Linked DNA regions of Homo sapiens: region 2 is linked to region 1. A link is an interaction called in ENCODE POLR2A ChIA-PET data of the cell type or tissue named here. Cell type or tissue: IMR-90. All regions are shown on one strand. Links, peaks and the distances in the headings refer to the core of each region. The heading gives the core; the rest is flanking DNA.

The links. ChIA-PET counts read pairs that join two places held together with the same protein. Peaks named below come from ENCODE experiments on the same cell type or tissue, not always from the same donor. Only the 100,000 strongest peaks of a DNase experiment are listed, where the experiment ranks them.
Region 2: POLR2A ChIA-PET joins it to region 1 with 6 read pairs; 2 of 35 experiments call an interaction of 5 or more read pairs at or near these places.

What each region holds. Positions count from the first base shown.
Region 1 is chr3:123,731,706-123,736,103 of GRCh38, reverse strand. MYLK (myosin light chain kinase) reads left to right here. Exons shown (of 34, transcript NM_053025.4): 9 at 688-706; 10 at 1,882-2,417; 11 at 3,002-3,208. Among named protein-coding and RNA genes, the nearest start is that of MYLK-AS2, 44 kb to the right of the region's middle. In IMR-90, for the core only: no CTCF peak of the experiment used is centred there; DNase peaks (open chromatin) are centred at 1,783 and 3,493; H3K27ac peaks cover 3,324 bases.
Region 2 is chr3:123,925,122-123,929,519 of GRCh38, reverse strand. All of the region lies in intron 12 of CCDC14 (coiled-coil domain containing 14), which reads left to right. Among named protein-coding and RNA genes, the nearest start is that of CCDC14, 34 kb to the left of the region's middle. In IMR-90, for the core only: no CTCF peak of the experiment used is centred there; no DNase peak of the experiment used is centred there.

The DNA of each region.
Region 1 (4,398 bases), core at 279-4,278:
ATAAGGAGATGCCACCAGACACCCAGAGCAATGTGTGCCTGCCCTGACATTCAGTTAAATACTATTCCCTCCTGATGGACTTCATGACAAAATATGTTGCCTGATATTTGTTTTAAAATACTCAAAAACAAATAAACGAAAGAAAACAAAAATGGATATATAAGACTGGCAAAATGTGGTATCTCCTTAATCGTGGTGATGGCTTTCAGGGTTTGTTATCTCTTTCTACTATTGTATATTTTTAAGTTTACCATGATAAAATTTGAGAAAGAATATAGCAGGAAAAATATGTATTTTATGTTTTTTCTTTGAAGAACTGGATAACATTAAAAGTATGCTTTTCTGTACACTGGTAAGTTACAGCATTTGGGTTTGGAATTTTCAGTAGATGTTTGTTTGTCCCTGGATTGGTTTTTTTTCCTTCTGTTTAGTGAACAGAAACAGATTCCATGCCCTCAGGGTATGGTAGCACCAGCCACTATTAAGAAGCCCAAAGGACAGAACCTGAAGCTTTGACAATGTACTCTAGGGCTGGGGGGAGTTCAAAGGCCAAAGACGTTCAGCACCAGGGAAGCTGGAAGGAGCCAGCAGGGTGGGACCACGGTGATGAGGAAGTGCCTGGGGAGGGAAATTTTGGTGTATACAGCATTCTACTAACAGTCTTTCCACCCTTCCCCCTTTTTCCAGGTTTGGACAGTGCCAATAGGTATGTCTAGGCTTTGTGACTTTTACGTTTTCCCTCTTGAAATGCCCTGCAAGGATGTTACCGAGAAATGCCCTGAATTTCTGAATCATCTTATGGGGCAGAAGAATTGGCCATTTGGAGGATGTTGTTTTATTTTGGGTGTTTTGTCTTGTTCTCCTATTGTAATATGACACACGGGTTCTATCTCAGGTTGCTGTCAGTATTGAGACTGGAAAACTCAGTGTTGCCACCTTTCACAGTATCTACACAGTCTCTTCTCTGGTTAGCATCCTGAGGAAGAACACTGCTCTGAGAAGGCCGCCTTCCTCATTCCAGGGCGGAATCTGTTCACTCATCCAGCCCAGACCCAGCAGGAGCCTCTTTCCTGTGTGTGAGGCTCGGCGCTAGATGCTGGATGTGCAGGGGTGGGCGTAGAGGAGGGCTTAAACCACACGAACGCACATTACCAACTGGGATGCGTCTGTGAGGAAGGACAACAGGAAGGCACTGATTAGAATAGAGGGGCAGGGAAGCCATTTCGGGAACTTGGTATTTGAGCTCAGACCTGTGCAAAGGAATGTTAGCTGGTGAAGAAAAGCTCAGGGAGTGTGCTCCAAACAGCAGGGATAGCATGTACAAGCTGTGAACCAAGAGATGGGCCCATGGGGACCCAGAAGGACGCCAGTGTGGCCGCAGCCTGGTGAATGGCAGGCCAATGTCTGTACGATCAGGAGCTGGCATTCCTGTGGGCCCTCTTGTGGGGCTCAGTTTCATTCTTAAAGTAGTGGAAAAGCTGTTGGAAAATCCTTGGGCTTGAAATGACATAATTTGATTAATGTTTTTAAAAGATCGACTATGGTCGCTGTATAGAAAATAGATTAGAGAGGGCAGAGTGGACACGGGACACCGGTGGCAGAGGTTGAACTACGGAGGCACTAGTAGAGAAGGGAACTGTAGGGAAAGCAGGGCTCTGGGCAGGGTTGTGGGACAGGCAAGTGTCGGGAATGGCTGCTTGTGCTGTGGCTTGGGAAACTGGGCAAACTGCAGAGAAAGATGCTCTTACTTGCCCTTAACTTGTGGGCTTTTGTGATCCCTGGAATCCGTGCTTGTGATGAGTAATATTTGTGAGTAACCAGATGATCATTCTATTCTCCCCTCTCCTCACCCACCCTACCCCCACCCTCACCACCACACAGGTCATTTGTGAGAGAAACAAAAGCCACCAATTCAGATGTCAGGAAAGAGGTGACCAATGTAATCTCAAAGGAGTCGAAGCTGGACAGTCTGGAGGCTGCAGCCAAAAGCAAGAACTGCTCCAGCCCCCAGAGAGGTGGCTCCCCACCCTGGGCTGCAAACAGCCAGCCTCAGCCCCCAAGGGAGTCCAAGCTGGAGTCATGCAAGGACTCGCCCAGAACGGCCCCGCAGACCCCGGTCCTTCAGAAGACTTCCAGCTCCATCACCCTGCAGGCCGCAAGAGTTCAGCCGGAACCAAGAGCACCAGGCCTGGGGGTCCTATCACCTTCTGGAGAAGAGAGGAAGAGGCCAGCTCCTCCCCGTCCAGCCACCTTCCCCACCAGGCAGCCTGGCCTGGGGAGCCAAGATGTTGTGAGCAAGGCTGCTAACAGGAGAATCCCCATGGAGGGCCAGAGGGATTCAGCATTCCCCAAATTTGAGAGCAAGCCCCAAAGCCAGGAGGTCAAGGAAAATCAAACTGTCAAGTTCAGATGTGAAGGTGAGTAGAGGTAATTAGGGTCACCGATTGCCAAAATGTAGCCCCTTGGTGGCCACTCCCTTCCTTCAGCACCCAGCTAGTCTGCATCACCTATATCCACTCATCTTCTTGGACTAGCTCCCCTAGAAAACCACCTTACAAGGGCCTTCCCCTTAGGAGTGACTCATTGTAGAAATGCCCTTTATTCTGGAGAGACCCCTAACAGTAGCCTGTTGTTTGCTCTTGGATAGAGTACTGGCCCTGGCCCTAGTTCTTACCACCCTAGAAGAAACACCCTCATTATCGCCAACATCGAAAAGCAAACCTCATGGTCTCCTCCGCCCTTTCTTCCCCTTGCCTGGCTTTGGCCAACCTGGAGACCTTGCCCATCACGCTGTATTCATCCTCCTCAAGGCCCCTGACTCTCTCAAGAGGTTTCGTCTTGTGGAGTGTGGTTGAGGGTGAGGAAGCAGACTCAGAGGTGGGAGGGCAGCTCCACACCAAACTGAGCCCTTTCCTCCAGCTCACACCTTCCCCACCTACCTCACAATCACAGGGTGCTCTCCAGGGCATAGGGAGCTCACGTTCTTTACCTGGCCCTGTAGTTTCCGGGATTCCAAAGCCTGAAGTGGCCTGGTTCCTGGAAGGCACCCCCGTGAGGAGACAGGAAGGCAGCATTGAGGTTTATGAAGATGCTGGCTCCCATTACCTCTGCCTGCTGAAAGCCCGGACCAGGGACAGTGGGACATACAGCTGCACTGCTTCCAACGCCCAAGGCCAGCTGTCCTGTAGCTGGACCCTCCAAGTGGAAAGTGAGTACACTTCTCCAGGTCACCCCGCATTCTCTGTGGGACAACCATTCATGGGGTGCTTCACCTTCTGCAGATGGTTCATCTCCTATAGCCCCCTGCCTTGGTGCACAGCCCGACAGAAATGTCACCCCCAATCACATGCCAAGGCCAAGTGTGTTGCTCTAGGCCAGTGATTCATAATCAGGAGTTCACATCAGAATCACCTCAAAATAAACATGCATGGCCCCACACCCAGCCCAACTGACAGCTACCTTTCCTAGGTCCCTCAGCTGTTTGAATAGTGCCGTGACTCACGTTTGTAACCACAGAGAACTGAGTGTTCATTAAATATACAGGTTTAGAGTAATGTGAGATGATGTGGGATCCCACATCTTTTATGTTTATTGTACTGTCTGTTTATAAAAGTAATGCATGTTCATTGTGGGGAATTTAAACAATATATAACCTTATGACTCAGAAATAAATTATATTTTAATGTTTTTTATACAAACTTACCATTGTGGTATTTGTATACTGCTTTCTATCCTAATTTGCTCATGTGATATTAACATCTTTTTATACAATTCTTGGAAAGCATGACTTTTAGTAGCCATATAATATTGCATGAAATGGCTGTATCTAATTTAGGTATGCTGTTATTTGTTGAATAATTAAATTGTTTCCATTTTTCACTATTATAACATACCTATGATAAATATTCTTGTACCTGTCTATCTCTATAAAATTTCCCCCTTACTCTAAATGCATATGTAAGCCCCAGGCCCATGCCATACCCTTGAGAAATGCATTAACAAATACCACAAGAGTAGAATCTGCAAATTGCAGGCTGCTGGAAACTGTGGAACAAATAACTTTCACCCATTTTTTTTCCACATACAAATTGCAAGCAAAAAAAAAAAAAAAAAGACAACCTATAGAAAACTTATATTAGAAGGTATATAGTAACATCAACAATTACAATAATTTTTGATAATCTTCTGCCAATCCTGACTGAGATAATCTTTAAAAAGTTTTTATGGGAACATCAAGAGAATTTGGACACTGATAAGATTTAATATAAAGGAATTCGTGGTGTTTTAAGATGTGATGGTGGTCTTGTTACTTTTTTTTTTATAAGTTCATCTGTTTGAGAGATATATCCTGAGTTATTTACTGGTGAAATGATATGGCTTTTTATATTTGACTTAGAA
Region 2 (4,398 bases), core at 228-4,227, 190 kb before region 1:
ACCAGCCTGGGCAACACAGCAAAACCCTGTCTCTACAAAAAATACCAAAGTTAGCTGTGCGTGGTCGTGCATGCCTGTAGTCCCAGCTACTCGAGAGGCAGAAGTGGGAGGAGCCCAGGAGGTGGAAGCTGCGGTGAGCCACTATCATGCCACTGCATTCCAACGTGGGCGACAGAGTAAGACCCTGTCTCAAAAAAATAATAAATAAATATATTAAAATAATATCTCAATAAACTGTTATTTTGTAAAAGTTATATATGGTATACAGTCTGTTTAGTAAAGAAAAAGGAAGAAAAGAAAAAAATAGTGAGTCAGCATGGTCAAGTGCCATGAGAGTTTGCTTAGGAGTTACTATGAGCATCTGCTTCATTCTAAGGGGCAACTCTTAGCCCCAAGCAGAAAATCCGATGAAGCGGAGGATGTAGTTCTCTGGTAGTTTTCCTTCCTTCTCACAATCTTTTTTGTCATACTGCTAAATTCAGCTTCTTTATGGGTATGAAATCACAAGCTGATATCTTTTATTTATAAAGTACTTTGATTTTTTTCAAAGTTCTGTCTTTCCTATGTCATTTTATTTGTCCTCATCTATGGAGGGAAGATTTTAGTATCTGCATTTTCATAGATGGGCAAACTGAGGCCACGCAAATTAAGTATTAGTAGAATGTTAATAACAGAGCTGGGACTAGAACTCACATCTTTTAATTTCTAGCCAGATGTTCCTCTTGCACATGGAGTGGCTTTAGCCATGGTGACAACTCCATGCCTGATTTAGCCTAAGTAAACGTTATAATTTTTTTACCTGGGAGGTAGACGGATGAATGGATGGATTCGTTTGTTTATTCAACAAACATTAATTTTGTATTATGTTCCAAATATATATGTGTGAAGCATACATAAAAATATTTAATTACTTTTAGTTGCTAAATATCCACATTGACAAGTGAAGAGCTTATTCTAGTGCTTTACTGACATATGTAGGGATACATCTTTTTTATTTATTTATTTATTTTCTTTGAGACATAGTCTCACTCTGTCGCCCAGGCTGGAGTGCAGTGGCGCTATCTTGGCTCACTGCAAGCTCCGCCTCCTGTGTTCACGCCATTCTCCTGCCTCAGCCTCCCCAGTAGCTGGGACTACAGGTGCCCTCCACCACGCCCAGCTATTTTTTTTTTTTTTTTTTTTTTTTAGTAGAGACTGGGTTTCACCATGTTAGCCAGGATGGTCTCTATCTCCTGACTTCATGATCCACCAGCCTCAGCCTCCCAAAGTGCTGGGATTACCAGCGTGAGCCACCGTGCCAGGCCAGATACGTCTTTTTTTAAGTAAATGCATTGCACATGTTGACAATACTATTCAACATATGCAATGCATTTACTAAGAAAATTGGTAACAAAAACATAAGAAAAATCTTTCAGAGTAACAGTATAACTTTTCTAGAAATTAGTAGAAATGGAAGCCCAAAGAAAAAAGGGACTTACCTGACTTTCACAGCTAGTGTCTGAACTAGGACCAGAGCCAGGATTTTGGATTCTGTCTTCAGCTTTGCTTTCTGTTTTAAAGAGGACAGCTTTTCTCTGAATAAAGATGCTCCATTATTGAGGGATTCTTCTACCTGTGTAGGAGATACTTTTGTACCTGCTCATTCTTTCAAAATAACATGCAGTCTGCCTTTTCCATTGTTTATTCAGAATGAAAAAATGTAACTGGAGCCTTTTTTTTTTCCTTAACATTTATCTAACATAGAAGTATAGGAACTGAAAAAGTTCATTAATTCTTGCTATTTGCCTTTATAAAAGGCCCTGTCTAGAATATTAGATACAGACTTTTGCTCTCCTTTTCGTAAGACTAAAGAATTTTCCTATCAGTTTTTTACATTTTTGTTAAGCACGTTTTTATGCTGGGCATAAATCCTGCCTCATGACTACTAGCTCACCTGTCAGATTGACTGCACTCTTATGAATGATTGTAAAAACATGATGGGAAGGCTTAGCACAGTATCTCATGTAGAGTTTAGCACTATCCCTACATTTTCTAAAGATTTAGAAACAGCTTCAAAATTCTAAGTACGTTCATTGATGTCAGTTTTATACTTTTTTTTGTTTTGAGGCAGAATCTCGCTCTGTCACCCAAGCTGGAGTCCAGTGGTGCGATCACAGCTCAGTACCGCCTCAACCTCCCTGGCTCATGCAATCTTCCCACTTCAGGCTCCCAAGTAGCTGGGACCACAGGCACATGCCACTGTGCCCAGCTATTTTTTTTTTTTTTTTTTTACTTTTAGTAGAGACGAGGTCTCGCCATGTTGCCCCAGCTGGTCTTGAACTTCTAGGCTCAAGCAGTTCTCCCACCTTGGCCTCCCAAAGTGCTGGGATTACCAGCACACCCAGCCATTGTTTTGTTCTTTACATTAAAACAAAACAAAAAAGTCTCTGAGCTTAATTATATCTAAATTCATCCACATTGTTGATTTATAATTTCTTTGATGACACCCTATGCAATTCAATTGGTTAGGAACATCTCTAGTACTATAAGTGGATTGCTGTGACCATTTTAATTTTACTTTGGACGTTAGAGTGTAAAGCACCAGCATCCGACAGTACAGATAAATCTACATGCTCTTCTACTCCTTCACTCTTCCCATAGTCACCTTAGTCAGATAGGCATATGGTTTTGGTATGTGTGTTTTAAATAATCTCCGAAAAGAGATTTTGTAAAATTTCTGAATGCCTTTCTCAGACTTTGGGGGAGGAGTAATGGGACTGAAAGGTACATGTACAAGGTCTAAAGAAATACCACAAACCCTCTTTCTTTTCCTTCTCCAACCTTTAATGATTTTAAATGTGCCTGTGTCACTTTTTTTTCAGATCTTACTACAACATGTTATAAAACCATTAAAATGTGAGGAAAATTAATATTTTAAATATTAATTTAAATAATATTTTAAATATTAATTTAAATAATATTTATATTTAAAAATATATAAATTAAATAATATATAACATTATTTAAGTAAATAGTGAATAGTTTCAAAGAGCATTCTTACAAGTACTCATAGTTATTTAAATTAATATATTTTTGTAAGTAGCCTAGAAAGAACCCTGCATTTGTTATGAAAATGTGCCAGTTTTCTAAGTATTAAAAATCAGTGTCTTTAGCTGAATTATGTATAATAGAAACACCAATATATCCGCTTGTCACAGTTTAGGTGCTCATATTCCTTCCTTTAAAATTTTAACGTTTTCATATTTCTTACAGAGATTTTTAATTTCAGAGACAATGGTGAGTCATATTCTGTTTATACATCAGAAGATTAGTAATTGCTACTAATTTCCAGAAATTAAGCTTTTTTAAATGTCATTGTCCCTTCCTTTCTTTATCTCTGATTTTATCTATAGCAACAGTAATTTTTTTTAAAACTGGAAAGAAACTTCAATATAAGTATTCCTTTACTGAAAATAAACAAAAATAAAAATTTCGGTATGCAGTCTGATCAAATTAATTAGTGGGTCATTATTCGTTACAGCATTCCTTCAAAGATATGTTTCTCCAGCATATTTTTGTGTTGTAGTAACAACTCATTAGCTTCTTTTAATATCATAATTGACAAATTAATACCATTTTAACTATATTTATGGGGTACAGTGATGTTTTGGTATATGTAAACAAGGTGAAATAACTAAATCAAGCTAATTAAATGTCCATCATCTCACTTATTGTATTTTGGAGTGAGACATTTGGAATTTACTTTTTTAGCAATGTTGGATTATTATTAAGTATAATCACCCTAGGCTGGACGTGGTGGCTTCCGCCTGCAATCCTAACACTTTGGGAGGCCAAGGTGGGCAGATCACCTGAGGTCAGGAGTTTGAGACCAGCCTGGCCAACATGGTAAAACCCTGTCTCTACTAAAAATACAAAAATTACCTGGGCATGGTAGCAGGTGCCTGTAATCCCAGCTACTCGGAAGGCTGAGGCAGGAGTATGACTTGAACCCAGGAGGCAGAGGTTGCGATGAGCTGAGATTGCACCACTGTACTCCAGCTTGGGCAACAGAACAAAACTCCATCTAAAAAAAAAAGTATAGTCACCCTACTGTTCAATAGAACCCACAAACTTATTCCTTCTATGTAACTGAAACTTTGTACCCTTTGACTAACATCTCCCCATTTCCCATACCCTACCTTACATCCACCACAACCCCAGTCTCTGGTAACCACTATTCTACTCTCTGCTTCTATGAGTTCAACTTTTTTATATTCCATATATAAGTGAGGTCATGCAGTATTTGTCTTTCTGTTCTTGGCTTATTTCACTTAACATATGGATGTCCTCCAGGTTCATTCATGTTGCAAATGACAAAATTTCCTGGGTTTTTTTTTGTTTTTTTTTTAAGGCTGAGTA